2 separate regions of the Homo sapiens genome follow, and region 1 is linked to region 2. A link is a contact called in ENCODE Hi-C data. All regions are on one chromosome and are shown on one strand. The core of a region is the stretch at or near the end of the contact, and the rest is flanking DNA. Distances in the headings are between cores, read along the strand shown. Region 1 holds the start of ZNF367 (zinc finger protein 367). Region 2 holds the start of SYK (spleen associated tyrosine kinase).

The links. A loop is a pair of places that touch in the nucleus more often than their neighbours do. Pooled maps may share reads with other maps.
Region 1: a map with no recorded cell type shows a loop between it and region 2 (16-fold over the local background). The contact joins the promoter of ZNF367 here to the promoter of SYK in region 2. A Hi-C loop is called at or near these places in 2 of 37 single-sample maps with no recorded cell type and 2 of 50 pooled maps.

Annotation. Positions count from the first base shown.
Region 1 is chr9:96,415,483-96,420,706 of GRCh38, reverse strand. ZNF367 (zinc finger protein 367) reads left to right here and starts at 2,337. Exons shown (of 5, transcript NM_153695.4): 1 at 2,337-3,094. The coding sequence starts at 2,675. RefSeq lists enhancers at 1-472, 989-1,522, 1,523-2,056, 3,531-3,770 and silencers at 1,191-1,460, 1,721-2,380, 2,491-2,630, 2,931-3,170.
Region 2 is chr9:90,798,442-90,803,537 of GRCh38, reverse strand. It overlaps SYK (spleen associated tyrosine kinase), which reads right to left and starts at 1,719. Exons shown (of 14, transcript NM_003177.7): 1 at 1,645-1,719. RefSeq lists silencers at 1,581-1,740, 1,761-1,970.

The DNA.
Region 1 (5,224 bases), core at 1,088-3,587, 5.6 Mb before region 2:
CTGCCCAGTTCACACATTCCTGGCATGTCTTTCATTCTCTTGGGGAAGAGAGCAAGTGGAGTTGCCAGGTTACTGTTGATGAAGGGCAATTTTTAGAAGCAGAAAGTCAGCATCCTGTGCTGGATGATTCATCTTGCCCTCTGGGGCATGCTCTGAATGTTAAACAGTAACTATTTGTTGGTGATTAATCTGTTGGATTTTGCTCAACCCCTAATTCGAGTGTCCATGATGGATAGATCACTTTTTTCTTTACACTACTTGTCAAGTATAAAACAGATGGATAACATTTCCCTTCCAACTGATTCAGAAAAATATGTTTTTTGGTATTAAACTGTAAAAACAAAATGTATGTTTACTAAATTAGGTGAAAGTAGGGCTGAACTTTCAACTTTCTAGATCAACCATTACAATATGAAATTTGCCCCTAAACCCTGAAAGTTTTGGAATATGAGAAACGGGACCGAGAAATGTGTGAGTCCCATTTTTCAGCCTTTTCCTCCTTTTGCTCAGCAGACACTGAATATAATCCACAGGCAGTACAGACTTATTCTTCCAAAGGATTTATTATGTAATCTTGTACAAGCCTCAACTTTTCTCATTTATAAAATGGGAAAAATATCTTCCTTACCCAATTGTTGAGTGAACTGTGAAACATCCATATGTATTATTGTGTATCAGTACATATATGCTATTTTTGTAGTAGGCCTCCAGAAAATGGAGGCTATATACTGTTTCATTTCTTAAAAGGATACTTTCACTTGGTTCAAAGTTCAAAAGATAGTTATATATTGTATTTCTTGAAATCTTTTCACTTCTGTTCCCAGCCACACAATTTCCCTCCATGATCCATGTTTCTTTTGCATCTTGCCAGATATTTTATGTACGTCTAAAAGTAAAAACGTATTTTCCCCACTTTAACAATTTTACATAAAATCACACTATTGCTTGTTTTGCCTTTTAAAATAAAAATACATTTTTGAAATTGTTCATATCAGTACAGTTTCCTTTATTTGTTTTTAAACAATTGTGGCTTAATTTAGTCATAGCTGTGCATTTGTGTGTCTTTCACAGAGAGAAAAGCTATTCAGCTTAGTTATCTGTTATTATACAGTCGTGTTCTAACTTAATTACCAATCCTAACCCTTAACCAATGGATATTCATTCATCCATTCAGCAAATATTTATTGAGCCCCTACCGCGAATCAGGCGGTGCCTGGGAATCTGTATTCCCAAGAACAAAACGCAGCTCCCCAGGCCACATCTAGCGGGTAGGAAGCCGGGCAACCCCTCCGCCCGGTCCTTCCTCTGCAGCCTGCGAGCCCCACCCGGGCCGCGGTCGGCGCCAGCCAGGCGGGGCTGGGGCGGGGCGGGCAGAGGACGTTGGGGCTCCGCGCGTCCCGGCGCGAGTACTAGGACGCGGCCGGGGCAGGTGGGGGCCGAGCAAAGTAGGGCGCTGCCCCGACTCCCGGAGCAGCCGCTCGGTAGAGCGGGGTCGCCGGGGTGGGGAGATCCCCGAGGCAACTTCGGGGCATCAGTCCAGGGTGAGAGTGTCTACTCTCGCCCGGCTCTTGTGGCCTCCGCGCCGCGAGCGGCCCGCAGGGACTTCGGAGGCCACTTCCTGGACTCTCCCCTTTCCACAGATGGGGAACCGGAGGCCCACAATCGGCCCGGAGGAGTCAGGGCGGTGCTGACAGGGCTGGTTCACAGAGCGTGCAACAGCTGAGCAGACGGAACTCGATTAAGAAACCAGGCACGCCGGGTGCCCATCAGGACCTCGGGCAGCAGAGACTCCAGCCGCCGGGCGGGTGGTGGGACCGAGGGCGGGGCGGGCGGCGGGGCCCCAGCCCTTTAAACTCCCTGCGCGCGGGAACCGCGGCCCAACAACCAACGGCGGGCGGGGCCGAGCGGGGCGCGCGCCTCCACCGCCCAACGATCACCACCCCCCCCGACCCCGCCCCGCCGCTGTCCAATCAGCCGCCCTCTTGCCGCCCTCCCCGCCGCCCTTGTCTCCCTGGCCCGGACTAACCACGCGGAGGGACGGCGGGGCGGGGCGGCAGGCGGGTGTGTCCGGGCGAGTGGAGACGCCGCGCGCTCCACTGGAGTTTCGAACGCTGTTGGCCCTCCAGACAGAAAAAAATATAAGAGCGGCGGCCAATGGCGAGGTGGGAAGGACCCGCGCGCAGACCCGGCCCCGCCCCGGCCGGCTGGAAAGAAGGCCAGGCCTGGCCATTGGCTCGCGCCGCCTGTCACTCGCCGGTGCGGCCAGCGGGCAGCGGCCTCGCGGTGACTGGTTCCGCCCAGGCGCGAAATGTAACGCGGGAAAAGCCGGGGCAGGCACCGCGGCGGCAGGTTGTTATTTTTGGGGGCTCAGCGCCGCGCGTCCTGCTTTCCTGTCACCGCAAGGGCCGGGCCGCCCGCTGCTTCCCACCCCTGCAGCCTGCGCTGCGGAGTACAAAGAGCGGAGGGCGCGCTTGACCTGGGGCTGGGGTCCAGCCCTGCCCGCCGGTGCCGTCTGCTCAACTAGTTAGGTGGCTGCTGCGCAGGATTCCGGGAAACGTCAGTCTGCCATGAGCCGGCAGGACTGAGCCTGCGACTCGGAGCAGAGCGAGTGAGGGGCAGAGCGGTGCTCAGGAGTGCGGCCCGGGGCCGCCGGAGCTGGGGGTCGGGCCGGGCGATGATCCGGGGCTTCGAGGCGCCCATGGCGGAGAACCCGCCGCCGCCGCCGCCGCCCGTCATCTTCTGCCACGACTCCCCGAAGCGGGTGCTGGTGTCGGTCATCAGGACGACCCCGATCAAGCCAACGTGCGGCGGTGGAGGGGAGCCGGAGCCGCCGCCGCCGCTCATCCCCACCAGCCCCGGCTTCAGCGACTTCATGGTGTACCCGTGGCGCTGGGGCGAGAACGCACACAACGTGACGCTCAGCCCTGGGGCCGCGGGGGCCGCCGCCTCGGCCGCCCTGCCTGCAGCCGCAGCCGCCGAGCACTCGGGGCTTCGTGGCCGGGGCGCGCCCCCGCCCGCCGCCTCGGCCTCCGCCGCCGCCTCGGGAGGTGAGGACGAGGAGGAAGCGAGCAGCCCAGACAGCGGCCACCTCAAGGTGAGCGGCGCGGGCGGGCGGGCGGGCGGGACGTGGGGCAGCCGGGGCCCGTTAACGGTGCGGCGGGCGGGGCGGAGTTGAAAACGCGAGGTCGATCCGGCTACGGCGGGGGCTGCGGCTGACAGGATGCTGACGTCACTGCCGCGCGCCAAAAACCGGCCCCAGTCGGGGGGGGCCTGTCACGTGACAGGCGGGAGCGGCGCGGGAGACCGTCCTTGCGGCAGGTGCAGTGGGCGGGAGCGCGGCCCGGGGTCGCTGGGGAGGCCGGGTCAACGGCCACTGACATCCTCCCGGCGGGCTGCCGAGTCCTCAGTTCCGAGAGGAAACGAGAGGGATGAGGGCCTTGAGTTGTTCCACCGACTGCGAGAGGGCAGGGAGCGCACAGTGTTTGCTCCATTACTGCAGATCGCCCTCGCCCTGTTAAAAGATGCCCTGCAGAGACAGCCGAAGAGCAAGAAAGGACTTCTGGGCCTGTTCTGCGGCTGAAGTTGTGCCTTCGCTGCCTTTCATTTATCCAGCATACTACTTGCTAGGTGTTGAGAGCACATAGTGGAATGGGACGCTAAAATTGCTTGCAGTCTCCGACTGCTTAAAGCTGGGAAGGTCGTTACCACTGGTTCAAACCTATTTTACAGATCAGGCAGCTGGGGCTTACAGTGATTAGTGAGGCGACCTTCCCACGATGGCACAGCTCAGTAGTGGAAGAGCGGGGACTAGGTCGAGGTTTTGTGGCTTTTAGTCCTGCATGTGTTTGGGGTGACTTTCTGCTGACTTATACTGAACTCTGTAGACTGTAAGCTCCAGGTGAGCCAGGAGTATTTCTATCTAGAAGACTATATGACTTTACTACCTTACATTCTGTAAATGCTCAATAAAGGTGCTCAAAAAATATTTGTGTAATGAATGAATGGTGCTAACAGAAGGGTAATATCCAGGTTCCATTTGTTAAGTGGCTGTATAAGATAAGCAATTTGCAAGAGATAACAAGTAAATCACATAGTGGATAACTGCATCTGTATCAGCACATAATGTATAAGTTGAAACGAGTTTGATCATTTTACATGCAGTCACAAGGATGTTGAAACTACATTGTTTGGGTTTTGAGGAAATTGATATATTTTATGTGGCATTATTATTAAATAATTATAAGGTTATAAAACTATAGGTTTTTATACACTTCAGCTCTTGAAACTGCACCTCAGTAAACATTTGAAAGAACAGAACCTGGGCCGGGTGCGGTGGCTCACGCCTGTAATCCCAGAACTTTGCGAGGCAGAGGCGGGCGGATCACGAGGTCAGGAGATCAAGACCATCCTGGCTAACACGGTGAAACCCCGTCTTTACTCAAAATACAAAAAATTAGCCGGGCTTGGTGGTGGGCGCCTGTAGTCCCAGCTACTCGGGAGGCTGAGGTAGGAGAATGGCGTGAAGCGGGAGGCGGAGCTTGCAGGGAACTGAAATCAGGCCACTGCGCTCCAGCCTGTGCAAAAGAGCGAGAATCCGTCTCAAAAAAAAAAAAAAAAAACAACAAAAAAAAAAACCATAACAGAGCCTGGTGAGGTGGCTCATGCCTGTGATCCCTTCAGGAGGCTGAGGCTGGGGAATCACTTGAGACCAGGAGTTCAAGACCAGCCTGGGCAACATAGACCGCATCTGGCGGCCTGCACCTATATACGTAGCTACATGGGAGGCTGAGGCAGGAGGATCACTTGAGACCAGGAGTTTGAGGCTACAGTGAGACATGATAGCACCACTGCACTTCAGTCTGGGTGACAAAGCAAGACCTCAACTCTTTAACAAAAATTGAAGAAACTTGCCAGGTGCGGTGGCTCACGCCTGTAATCCCAGCACTTTGGGAGGCTGAGGCGGGTGGATCACCTGAGGTCCAGGAGTTCGAGACCAGCCTGACCAACATGGTGAAACCCTGTCTCTACTAAAAATATAAAAATTCGCCGGACGTGGTGGCGGGCGCCCGTAATCCCAGCTACTTGGGAGGCTAAGGCAGGAGAATTGGTAGAACTCGGGAGGCGGCGGTTGCAGTGAGCCGAGATTGCGCCATTGCACTCCAGCCTGGGGGACAGAGTGAGACTCCGTCTCAAAAAAAAAAAAAAAAAAAAAAAAAAAAAAAAA
Region 2 (5,096 bases), core at 470-2,969:
TAACGTTTCTACCAATTTCATCTCTCAGGAAAGATAAAGACCTAAAGTATACACCCCATTTTTATCCTAGCTTAAAACTTTCTAGTTATTAAGACTATTATAAAATCCTATTTTATATTTCACTTCAAATACAGAGGCTTAAAAAAAAATCTTCCCACAATCCCTCAGTAGAAAAATCTCTTTTTTCCTAGTGTTCAAATCCAACCTTTTCAAATCCAAGGTAGAAGAGTAAGAGGATAAGACACAAATCAAGTAATTTGATTATAATCTCTCATTCAAATACACTTTAAAGTGCACTTCAAATACAGGGGATAATACAAATCAATTTCTGTTTTAATGCAAGAGTTTTCTAAATACGTTAAAACAAAAGTGCCGTTCAGAACAAAAATGATTTGATAAAATAATTTCAACTGACAAAGATTTCTCACTTAAAACACTTAATAATTTACATGTATTTAAGCCTTTTTGAGAAAATATAATTCTATCTATGCACTGCTCGGACTTTCACTGGGGAGAAGGAGGACATCAATGTATTTAGTTGCATTTAATTAAAATGCTGCCTGTGTGAAGGCAATGAATTTGTCCCTACTAAGACAAAGAAGTCAGATGGTAGAATCAATTCCATTTCTTCCAGGAACTCTTAGGGATTAAATGGTTCCTTTTTTTATTTTTAATACCAAGAATCAGATATGGCACAACATCTTCAACTCTTTTTTTTTTTTACTACACGCTGCAATGCTTTGAACTCTACTTGAGTTCGACTGAATCTTTGCTAAGTCAGGCAAAACTCAAAAAATATTTTGCAACACTGTTTCCAACGTAAAAAAAGATTCAAACTCTCACTTCTCCAATTGTCTTTCTAGTCCTTGAACATTCCAACAAAAGAATGGATTGCATTTATATAGTTTTTAGGTGGGCTTAAGGTTTTGGAGCCACATTGCCAAAAACAGACAAACAGACAAAAAGAAACACCCTTAACTCTTAACTCAAATTTACATTTTACTACATAAAACTTTCTTGCTCTCCAAGTTCATTGGCTAAGTAAATTACTTGACAATGAAAATGTATCCACAAGAGTAATTATGCTAAATTTTAGTAGTGGTTCAGAAGGGTTGTTGTTTGAATGCAACTGCTGTTTCTTTTTGTAGTAAAAGATTTGTCTAAGCTCATAAGACGTCTGGACATTTCTACTTTGAGTAACTTTGATAAACACTGCGGCATTTTCCAGTGGATTCGTGTAAATGGCCAAAGGAAAATGTTCTAGCTCCAAGATCGACTTCCTCGCGCTGTGCCTGATCCCAATCCCGCGTCTCCCGAGGGCCGGGCCGCGACCGCACTTTCCGCGCTCCCTGGGGGCCTGGGCGCCCTGGGGTGCCCGGGTCACTTTCCGCACGGTCTGACCTCCGTCCCCTCCGCCCAGGCCTGAGCCCCTCTCTCCCGGCGCAGCTTCTGGATCCCGAGCGCGGGTAGGTTCAGGAGCGAAGCTGGCGGAACCCACCTGTATTTTATTCACATGGTTTCAGCACTTTTACCTCGGCCGATGAAGGTAGAACAAGAAAGGGCATGAAAGCAGCGCGTCGTTCCCCGTAACCTCCTCTCCTTACCAGAAAGTCCCGGCCGGGTAGGGGACGCGGCCACACCTACCTGCGCCAGGTGAGGCGAGGGCGGGCGCAGCGCGGGGCCACCCGCTCCTCCTCGCTCTCCAGCCGCCGCCGGGGTGGCCTCAGCCGCCGGGCCCGCGGCTCTTCCTCATTTTGGGCAACTTCCTTAACGCGCCCGGGCAGGCGGCCCGCACTTCCTCCCAGTGTCGCGCCCCGCCGCCCTGGCCCGCCCTGCTGACCGCGCCCATGAGCCCGGAGCTGGGCGGGAATCGGCTGAAGCGCCGGGCGAGGCCCGCGGAATCGGCCCAGGCGGCGGCAGGTGTAGAGGAGCCCGGGTGGGGCGCGCCTCTCTCCTCCCGCCGGACAAGGGCCCTTCGCAGGCAGAGAAGGTGGGGCTGCCCGGGACATGGACCGCATCGGTCCCCCTCCTCCCCGCCAGCGCGGTGGCTTCTGTGACTGCCCAGGACCCACAGACACCCAGCGGCCCTTTCCTTTTGCTATGCAGTGCCGGGGAAGAGACTCCACTGCATGGCATATTCCCTGGAGTGTATCTTGGTCACCAAACCAACAAGCTCCAAGCTACTGTGCTGGAGCACTCGGGAGGCCTGGGCAGTGCTGAGAGGGACCCTGTAGGTGAACACCAGACTTCACGGCGCACTAGTGGGCAATGGGGCACGCTGCTTCTGAAGGCTTTAATTATTACAAAAGGCTTTGCTTCCTTCTTACCATGACGGCTCTGACGTCCACAACCAAATAAATTAAACCTATAGCCCTAAGAATGGTTTTGAGATACCCGCCTGATACCCTTCTCCCAACCCATCCCCCTTTTCCTTTTGGACATTCCTCTTTAAAATGTTCCCACAAAACGGCATCCAGACCTTCTTGATAACACTGGTTGGCAGTGCCTGTTTTAAAAAGCTTTACCCTAAGCCAAAATGCGAGAAGCAAAAAAATATATATATAATGTGCTGGATTGTAATTGCCATGGAGAAAATATAGGGATGGGACTATTTACACTTATTGGAGCCCCCAGCCTTTTCTGCTTCCAGGGTTATTGGATTTTCATTCATTTTTGCCATTATTTTTTCTAAACCTGTTAAAAGAAAACTTCAGCAGAATTAAATTTAAAGCAGTTTAATTGAGTAATGAATGATTTGCGAATGGGGCAGCTTCCAGAATCACAGCGGATTCAGAGACTCCAGGGATGCCTCATGGTCAGAACATATTTATAGACAAAAAAAGGGAAGTGACATACAGAAATTGGAGGTAAGGCAGAGAAACAACTGGATTGGTTACAGGTTGGCTTTTGCCTTCTTTGAACACAGTTTGAACACTCAGCAGTGTATGAATGGTTGAAGTATGGCCACTGGGATTGGCCAAGACTCAGCTATTGTTAAAGGCACATACTCCTAAATTAGGTTTTCAATCTTGTCTGCCTATTAAGCTAGGTTACAGTTCATCCACAAGGACTCAAATATAGAATACAGAGTCCTTCTCAGATCATACTTAGGTTGCTTTAACAAACATAAATGGAAGATTTTGATAATGGTTATATTTGCTTATCATTGGACTTAATTTTGCTTCAACTACCCGAAAAAATAGCCATTGTTCCTGAGATGGAGCCTGCAGAATGTCTACAGATGGTTTTCAGAGTTGTCAGCATTATTGGAGATGAACACTAGGGGACCAGTGTGTACAAAGCAAACCCAGCCTGCACAAAGATTGCAGTTTTCTCAGGCTTTCACCTGATGGAAATGAGGGGGAAATTCTAGATCCATCTACAACCTCCTTCCTTTACACTGCTGTGTTCCTTTCCCCCTTTGAGTCACCTTCCGCATTACTTAGTATCATGTAGTAATTTTTTTTTTTTTTGAGACGGAGCCTCACTCTGTTGCCCAGGCTGGAGTACAGTGGCCCGATCATCTCAGCTCACCGCAAGCTCTGCCTCCTGGGCTCACGCCATTCTCCTGCCTCAGCCTCCCGAGTAGCTGGGACTATAGGCGCCCGCCACCATGCCCGGCTAATTTTTTGTATTTTTAGTAGAGACGGGGTTTCACCGTGTTCGCCAGGATGGTCTCGATCTCCTGACCTCGTGATCTGCCTGCCTTGGCCTCCCAAAATGCTGGGATTACAGGCGTGAGCCACCATGCCTAGCCTAAAAGATGGTTCACATTATGTATCATCAGGGAAATGCAAATGAAGACAGTAAGATATCAGTATGGCCCAAATTCGGAACACTGACCGCAGTGAACACTAGTGAGGATGTGAAGCAATAGAAATACTCATTCATTGCTGTTGTGAATGCAAGATGGTACAGCCACTGTGGAAGACAGTTTGGCAGTTTCTTATGAAACTAAACATCCTCTTACAACATGAGTAATTATAAGAGGATTGTCCTTCTTGGTATTTACCCAAAGTAGTTGGTATTTACCTAAAGTAGTACCCAGTAATTGTGCTTCTTGGTATTTACCCAAAGGAGTTCAAACCTTATGTTCACACAAAAATCTGCACACAAATGTTTACGCTGGCTTTATTTACTAAGTTTATTGCCAAAACTTGGACACAAACAAGATGTCATTCAGTAAGTGAATGGATATATAAACTCTTGTACATCAGTGTAATGGAATATTGTTCCACACTAAAATGAAATGCACTAGCAAGTTATGAAAAGAAATGGATGAAATCTAAATGCATATTACCAAGTGAAAGAAGCCCTCTGAAAAGGCTACATACTGTATAATTTCAACAGGTGATATTCTGGAAAGAGCCAAACTATCTGGATAGTAAAAAGATCAGTGGCTGCCATGGGCTGGTGGGGAGGGCAGGATGAATAGAAGGAGAACAGAGATTTTTTAGGGCTGTGAAAGTATGCTGTATGATATTACAATGGTGGATACACAGCACTATACATTTGTTAAACACCATACAATATACAACACCAAGAGGGAACATCAGTGTAAACTTCAGGCTTTGGGTGATTATGATGTGTCAAAGTAGGTTCATCAATTGTAACAAATGTACCAGTCTGATGGGGCTGTTGATAATGGGAAAGGCTGTGCATGTGTGAGGTCAGTGGGTATATGGGAAACCTCGGTACCTGCCTCTCATTTTTACTGTGAACCTAAAACTGCTCTAAAAAATAGTGTTTAATTTAAAAAAATAGTTTTTTTGGTAACAGTGGCAAGTATTCCTAATAGGCAATCCCTTAAAAGAATAAAAGCACAAAGGAAATAGAAACATCCCAAATTTCAGACATAATCATCATTACCGTTAGGTGACCCTTACAAAATTATCTCTTTCTATATGTACACATGGCAATAGATATAAAAATGGGCATCATTTTAAATATAATACATTTATTATACATTTTATCCATGTTAAATATGATATTTAATTCTACTTAAATTTAACAGAATAAAAAATTCTGAAATGGGATCTAAAGAATTGCTGATTTTATAGAAATGATTCTTTGCCACAAATGTATCATTTCTGAAA